2 separate regions of the Homo sapiens genome follow, and region 2 is linked to region 1. A link is a contact called in ENCODE Hi-C or POLR2A ChIA-PET data. All regions are on one chromosome and are shown on one strand. The core of a region is the stretch at or near the end of the contact, and the rest is flanking DNA. Distances in the headings are between cores, read along the strand shown.

Region 1 (3,832 bases), core at 384-2,883:
TGCATAATACTAGCACAAGATTGCATCGGTTGCAAAACCCAGTAATGATTTGCAGGAAGTAGGTAATATTCTAGAAAGATTTCCTTAGTCTCATAGTTCTCAGGTTAAATATTTTAAATTTAGTTCTTTAAATTTTTATTGTTTTATTCTGGGTAATTTGGAAATAATTAAGATATAGGATGTTAAGAGGCATTTATTAAAATCAGCTACTCGAGAGGCTGAGGCAGGAGAAGTGCTCGAACCCGGGAGGTGGAGGTTGCAGTGAGCCAAGATTGCGCCACTGCACTCCAGCCTGGGCATCAGAGCGAGAGTCCATCTCAAAAAAAAAAAAAAAAAAAAAAAAAAAGAAAGAAAAAAAAAAAGGAGCATGAGCATAGGAGCATTTATTAAAACCTTGGGACTAAATGATAAGAAATACCGAAGGGCCATCACTTTCACTCTGTCTCAGAGTGCTCTCACAGTCCTGTCCTGCAGATGTTTTCTCTTTGAGGTGATCTTCTCACAGATGCACACCATGTTTTGGCTTTAATCGGTGTAAGTCAGGTTATATAGATGGCATTTGCACTTATTTTCATACCCCTTGGTTTACCTACCTAAATTAAATTGGAGTTAAGATGAAAGGAATTCCTTACAGTGACAGCTTGCGATGTGCAAATGAGTAGAACCCAAATGGCTGCCCTCCTGAGGATACCTCCTTCCCTCCTGTCATTGTCCTTTAATTACCAACTGCCTTGAGTCTGGACCCCAGAAAAACTTGTGGTAAATTCCATTGTCAATAGGGAAGGATTTCTGGTGGAAGTGACATCACGAATTCCAAGACATGGTGGGATGTAGGGAGGATTATAAGATTCAAAGAGCATTTCAAGTTATTCATGAAAATGAAAAAGTAAGAAAAGTACAAACCTTTCCTTTTGCAGTCCAGTGTTTGTATGGGAAACACATAATTGTGGCAAAAAGTTGAGTCCACCTCAGGCTTGATGACTGGGGGTCTCCCTGACACTTGGGGTTTCGGGTCCAATTGTTCCTTTTCTTCTTCATTACACAACTGTTCAGATTTTATCTGCCGCAGTTTTTTATTTTTTTGTTCTTGTGGACTTTCACACTTGGCGTAGTTCCCCAAATTCCGGTTCCTGGGAATCTGCAACATTGAAATAAGCGTTTCTATCTCACAAGTACAGTGCCAGGGGTTGTCATAAAGACGCAGGTAGCTCAAGAGAGGTGTGTAAATGAACACTTCCTCCGTCAAGACTTTGATCTGGTTGTGCTGCAGTAAGAGGGTGGTGAGTTTGTTTAAACCAAAGAACGCCTCACTCTCAATTTTAGAGATCTCATTCTGCTGCAGATCCAGGCTTTTCAGCTTTTTAAACTTGGAAAACATGTTGTTCTTCAATGTGCGGATCTTGTTTCTTGCTAGCAGCATGTGCAGCAAATCCTGAGGCCAACCAGGCAGCACATAAACTAATTTTCTTTCTTGACAATCTAAGTATTTCTCATGGAGATATGTGTACACGTCACACGGGAGGCCTGGTGCGTAGCGTTTGACCGGGTTGGAGCCTCTCCGGCCTCCACCCGCCCGGCCATGATTCACTCGGCTTCTCACACTGCCTGGGCTTGCTTTGCGCAGCTCAGCCGCTTTGCAAAAGCAGAGCAAGATTACAATGGTAACCACACGCATCCTGACATCCAGCTGGCCCCAATTACTTCGTGTTACAGACGGAACAATGAAAGTATTCCTTTGAAATCCAAGTCTGGGTAATCTTAACTAATGCAGTTCTGGAACAATGAGACCCAGCTGGGGTACGTGGAGTCCCTAGGCTGGAAGAGAAAAAAATATATATTAAAAATTAAGGCCCATTGCAAGCACTGTATTACTGACAGATAAGAACAGACTTTTTAAGGCAAAGGCCTTCTAGTTCCACAGAACAGTGACGTAGAAAGCTCCTTCCCCTCTTAGTTGCCTGGGTTAGAGGCCAAATGTTTGTGCCCTGAGTTTGAATCAAGGCTCTCTTACCTGCTTAACTGTATCAACCTGGGTCATCTTCAGCATCTGTAAAACGGACCGAGGATACCTCCTAATATTGTTGGGAGGATAAAATAGGCTCATGCGCATAAGATGCTTCACATGGCCACCCCGGGGGAAGTAGTCACAAATGTTAGGACTCAGCATGATGAAAACCGAAGCCTGCAGTTCACCATCACATCGGATTTAAGAAATTCAAAGAATTCTCCTTCTTTAAAAGAACACAGCCTTGAGATGCACACACAAGGGTAGGACTTGAATTGTTGTCTTCCTGAGCCTTTTTTTTTTCTATCCTTTTCTGTCTCCCAGTCACCAACCATGTTGGGTGTGGGCTCCAGAGATGCTTGGAGTAAATGGCACTGTCCTTGTCATCTCCTGCATGTCTTGGCTCAAATGTTACCTTTTCAGTGAAAACTTCCTGTTCAGCCCTATTTTAAATCACACTTCTTCCCACTTGTTGGGTGCTCCCAATCCCTTTTCTTCTTTCTTCTCCATGGCACTTACCACCATCTGTCAAAGTAGATATGGTATTTAACTTCTTTTGTTTACTGTTAGTGTCTCCCCGCTAGAAAGTAAACTCCTTAAGGGAAAATATTTGTGTCTATTTCGTTAACTGCTATATCTCCTTGATAAGTATTTGTTGAACTGATGAATTACTCTCAAATAACTATTCTGGCCAGGTGCGGTGGCTCATGCCTGTAATCCCAGCACTTTGGGAGGCTGAGGCAGTCAGATCTCTTGAGACCAGTCTGAGCAGCATGGGGAAACCCCGTCTCTACAAAAAATACAAAAATTAGCCGGGCATGGTGGTATGCACCTGTAGTGTCAGCTACTTGGGAATGACAGTAGGGGTTGCTGAAGTGAAAGGATCGCCTGAGCCTGGGAGGTTGAGGCTGCAGTGAGCCAACATGGTGCCACTGCACTCTAGCGTGGCTGACAGAGCAAGATCCTGTCTCAACTGTCTCAAAAAAACGAAACAAACAAACAGAATAACTATTGTATTCTGTATGTCAACTATTCTGTTTATTATTATACATGCTGAATTATTTATGATATACATGTTGAAGTATTTGGGGGGAAGTGTACTGGTGTCTGCAACTTACTTTGAAATGCATACAAAAATAAGATGATTGAGGGCTATAGATAGAGATGAATGAGTGGGTGGATATGTGATAAAGCAAATACAGTAAAAGATAAATTAGAATCCAAGTAGTGGCTATATAGATATTTATTGTACAATTCTTTCCACTTTTGTGTATGTTTGAAAATGTTCATAATAAAATGTTAAATGAAAACAAAAAAATAAAAAAGCAGGCACAAAAAACCAGGTTGGTTTTCTTCAAGTGCTTTCAAGCTAAAAGCTCTAAGTATATAGTGTTTTTCCCAAAGTAATATTTTTCTCTTTTCCCCTTACTCCTATAATCCTCAAACAATAATAAACATGTCTGTGTATTTTAATTCTGAAGCCCAAAAAAGCCATTTTTCTGGGGAAAGAAACCATATACTTAGAACATGTTACTTGCCAAGGTTTTTGTTTGTTTTCTAATGAATACATTGCATTCAATGTAAGATAGAAAAACTTTGTTTAAACATTTGCAATATGTAGTTTAGTGACGTGTAACTTATTTGATTTAGGCCACTGTAGGAACTTGCAAGAGTTGAATGTCTCTGACTGCCCAACATTCACAGTGAGTATAAGCAACCATTTTTACTGCTGTTTATATAGATTGACTTGCTACATTGGGGTGCCAATATGCAGAATAGATGCTTGTGTGCTTATTTGGGATTCAATGTGGAAAAGAGCAAACTATG
Region 2 (4,337 bases), core at 712-3,211, 58 kb after region 1:
TTGATATGTGACATATTTTTTCCTTATTAGAAATTGTAATACGAAACTAAATTACAGAAAGAAAGTCATATAATAATCTACTGCCCTTTCATGCAACTTTGTAATGTCAAATTACTTTCTACTTTTAGTCTTACTTTTATGTTGAGTAAAGGAAAATCTTTGCTTCAATACCATTTGTTTTCCCAAGATAGTTTTTATATGAAGAAATTGCTTACTGACAATATGATTGACAGCTAAAATTAATCCATGCTACTTTCTTTTAGCTGCCCTAATTTAAACTACTTGAGTTTACGAAATTGTGAACATTTGACTGCCCAAGGAATTGGATATATTGTAAACATCTTTTCCTTGGTATCAATAGATCTCTCTGGAACAGACATCTCTAATGAGGTAAAAAAATTCAAAACAGTACAATGACTTTTATTGTTTTCTATAATACAATTATTTGCTATTTTGTAAATAATGGAGAGAACAATAATATGTTTTATTTGTTATTCTATTATAAAAGTTAAGTTTAGGGATATTGTTTCTAGAAGGGTGATAGAAAAGTTTCTTTGAATCAACAGTCATGTTTCTCTGTTTAAAAAATAGCAAAATACAGTATTTTGGGGAAAGTCATGACAGATAAGAGTATGTCATGATAATTTGAGATTTGTTTCATTACAGAAGTTTGGTCAGTATGGAGATAATATATGTTAGATGGCTTAACTATATTTTTCTTACGGATTGCACATTTTATGAGACTACCCGAATGCCTTGAGATCTAAGTCTTTAGTTCAAGACTAAACTCTAGAAATGGCCTCAACAAATCTACAAAAGGATATGGAATTCATTTCCTGCAAGCTGCTGATTGTATTCATCAGGGTTGAGACTCAGGCCACATCCATCTTATCCCTCTGGGACTGCCCCATTTACTAATCAAAAGGAGGATAACCCTGAGAGATTTGCCATGTTTCTGAAAGAACTATGGGCTATAGTTATACAAGGAATATATGGACTTCTCTTGAAAATCATGCATTTGGAGGGATATAGGAAGACAATATCTTATATCCTATATCCTTCCTATATAGGAGGGATATAGGAAGATATAGGGAGGTAAGGATCCCTCCTCCATCTGCTTGCTAAATCCCTATTCATCCCTGAAATATCAACTGTCTATGAGGGCCTTCTCTGAGAAGCCCTACCTTGCAGGCAAGCACTGGAATTTCTCTGCTTGCATCTCCAGCCCCAGTGTATCCTTTAACATGAACCGTTTCTATTTCTCACTGCATTGCAGACATCTGTTATGTGTTTATCCTTCGTCAACATTCGGTGGGGTCTTTTAAATGAAGGACTAGATCTGTTCATTGGTCTAGGTTCTTTCCTTTCTTTATCTATGAATGAACTTGGATTCAGCCTCCTTTCTGCTAGATGACCTCCTCTTCCCTTCCATATCGTCCATGAGTGATGTGAGATTGTGGGTAGGAAGCAGTACCATGGAGTCAACTCATTATGGCAGGGTCAGTGTCTGGTCTTCTCAATGTTGTCTTCTGTCCAAGCTGGAATTCACTGAGATGTACGAGGGCCCATTTGGTGTTTAGTTTCCCGTCCAGGTGGATCCCTGATGTCTCTTCCTTGTTCCAACTCCAAGGCCCCTTCAAGTCTTCAGGTTTCCCTGTCGTGTCTGCCTTGCTCTGGGCTCCTCTGGGTCTTCCTGGGTCATGGAGATCCTGTGAGGCTGTCTTAGGTCCACAGTCCTAGACACCTGCTGGAGACATTTTCTTGCTCCCACATCATGAATGTGTTTGCCCTCAAACTCATGACTCACCCTCCCCTTGCTCTGCTACAGGGTGACTCACACAAGTCAACTAGATTCCATGTTAGGGTTGGTGCTTGTGAGACATTTCTGAGTGATTACAGGGCCAGTAGAAGGGACATTCCAGGGTTTTCCTCTACCTTTCTTTGCATCATCATCATCAGCTGCATTTCCTTAGTGTTCTACTCCCCTCTGAACCACAGGCCTGCTGTGGTTCCAGCTTCCCTGAATGAAGTCGGCCTCTGGGCTTCAATAACATCATATCTTCCCATTGTCCTTCCAGCATAGGGACAGTAGTGGCTTCCTACTGCTGCTAAGCTCTAGATTTTGTCACTGTCCCATTTGGCTTCTCAGTTTCTCTACCACCTATGTAGCCATTCCCCCATTAAAATTAAATCTCCTCAGTTTTGCATGCTCAGGGTTGTTTCTGCTTTTCCCGTTGACTCTTAACTGATACAATGACGAGCACAGGAACACTCTGTCTTATTGCTTTTATGAACCCTACTGGGAAAGGTGGAATGGGTTCCCATCTACTTAGGCCCCCAAGCCTACCCGGGGGTTCCAACTTTCTCTCTAGCTGGATAGAAAGTGAGAAGGTCTAGAACAGACCCCCCATATGATGAATTTCTCAGCATTTGCTTCCCTCTGGCTCTCCCCTCCCCTCCTCTTTTCCCCTGTCCTCTCCTTTCCTCCTCTCCCTTCTCATCTTCTTCCCCTCCACCTCTTCTCTCCCCTTTTCTCATATTTGCTCCTTTCCTTTTGACATAGATTCTTTTCCTAATCTGGGGGTGGAAAAAATGTTCCAACTGATTACATGGTTTTGAAAAATGTTATGCCCCAAGTCTTTCAGGGCTTGGGCTTTTGAAGCTTAAAGGCCCAGGATTTTTATCCTGTGTTCTTTTGTAAGAACCTTTTCCTGACACATAGGAGCAGAATCGCCAGCTGTTGTCTGAAGGGTCACAGAGTGACAAGAAGTAGAGAATCAAAGCACATTATAAAACACATCAAAATATAATTCCCCCACAGCACTTACCACAAGGCTGAAGTGCCTGGGGGAATATTTGTTGACTGAATGGAGTAAAGGTTAAAATGCTTTATTTAGTTTTTAGCATTTGAGGAAAGCTCAGGTTTTATTTTTAAAGACTGTATATTAAAATTTTATCTACAGAGGACAAGTTAAAAACTTAGGAATATAGGCCAGGCACGATGGCTCATGCCTGTAATCCCAGCACTTTGGGAGACTGAGGCAGGCGGGTCACTTGAGCCCAAGAATTTGAGACCAGCCTGGGTAACATGATGAAACCCCATCTCTACAAAACATACAAAAATTAGCCGGGTGTGGTGATGTGCACCTATAGACCCAGCTACTCAGGAGGCTGACAGGTGGGAGTATGGCTTGAGCCCAGAAGGTTGAGGCTGCAGTGAGCTGTGATTGTACCACTGTACTCCAGCCTGGGAAACCTGGGCAACAGAGTAAGATCCTGTCTCAAGAAAACAAAAAACAAAAAACTTAGGAGTATGGCCTCGAGTTCTAGTCTCTGTTTTTATTTTCTTCTGAAGCATATATGTAATTTAAGAGAATTGTAAATGGATATCTATGGGGAAGTATACTAATTGTTTTCTGCTAAAAGATTGAAAAAAATAAGTCTTCTGTTGTTTTCTTCCTCCAAGTCAGTTAAACTCTGAACTAAAAGGCAAATGATTGACAATTACAGTGCTACAACAGCTGAGGAAGCTAACCTCAAACAGTGAAGTTAAAATGAGTCAGCCCGGATGTCAACTTGGGCAGCTAAACACCAGCCTGATTGATTATAGGTCTGAGTAAGTGCAAATTTGACTACAGACGTAACATTCAGGATTTAAACTCTGGAATGTTACAGATACCCACCAAAGATCAAATGTGACCAGTTGTGCCATTTGGGAGAAAATTTCCCATGTTTTCTAATAATTATGTTCATTCTCAATTCTTAATGGTGAATTTTCAGTTAGAATCACACTACACATTTAGTTAACAAGTATTTACTCTGACTACATTGTGCTCAGTGCTGAGAATACTGGAATGAACAAAACAGACATGATTCCTCTTCCTAGTACTTACATTCTAGTGGGAAGACAGGAGTAGGGCAAGTGGTTACAAAGTATGATGAGTGTGAAAAACAGAGAGGGGAAAGCTAACCTAGCTCAGAGATTCTTTTCCCAGAGAAGAAAGGTGTTCTGTGAGCCAAAGAAGCAGCCTGCACAAAGGCATGGAGGTTTAAAAGTGTGAGATATCAAGAAACCTACACATTTGGGTATGGCTTATTGGCGAGAAGTATGGTGAGAGATGATGTTTGAGAGGTAGACAGGGGTCAGGTCACTGAGGGCCCAGAGGCCACATTAAGGAATTTGAACTCTGCTCTTTGGACCGTGGAAGGACATTCAGTATTGTCAGTTAGAACAGTAACATGGTCAGATTTATATTCCGAAAAGCTCACTTCTATCTGCTAGACAGATATGGGAATCACAGATGCATAGTGACCAATTATCAAGTAGTCATCCAGGT

Evidence for each region. Hi-C counts contacts between places; a loop is a spot of excess contacts on that map. ChIA-PET counts read pairs that join two places held with the same protein, here RNA polymerase II (POLR2A).
Region 2: a map of ascending aorta shows a loop between it and region 1 (1.9-fold over the local background). The contact joins two enhancer-like sites. A Hi-C loop is called at or near these places in 3 of 168 maps with a recorded cell type or tissue (DLD1, ascending aorta and endothelial cell of hepatic sinusoid). POLR2A ChIA-PET finds 5 or more read pairs at or near these places in 3 of 52 experiments (AG04449, OCI-LY7 and activated T-cell).

Annotation. Positions count from the first base shown.
Region 1 is chr7:102,931,757-102,935,588 of GRCh38, reverse strand. It overlaps FBXL13 (F-box and leucine rich repeat protein 13), which reads left to right. Exons shown (of 21, transcript NM_001394494.2): 10 at 3,656-3,708. It overlaps LRRC17 (leucine rich repeat containing 17), which reads right to left. Exons shown (of 4, transcript NM_001031692.3): 2 at 904-1,815. The coding sequence starts at 1,675. Among named protein-coding and RNA genes, the nearest start is that of LRRC17, 21 kb to the right of the region's middle. Within about 2 kb of position 1,633, at least 16 of the 41 ENCODE cell types and tissues checked have a DNase peak (open chromatin) inside an H3K27ac peak, as active enhancers do.
Region 2 is chr7:102,873,520-102,877,856 of GRCh38, reverse strand. It overlaps FBXL13 (F-box and leucine rich repeat protein 13), which reads left to right. Exons shown (of 21, transcript NM_001394494.2): 17 at 264-390. Among named protein-coding and RNA genes, the nearest start is that of LRRC17, 37 kb to the left of the region's middle. RefSeq lists an enhancer at 1,102-2,301. Within about 2 kb of position 1,961, at least 7 of the 41 ENCODE cell types and tissues checked have a DNase peak (open chromatin) inside an H3K27ac peak, as active enhancers do.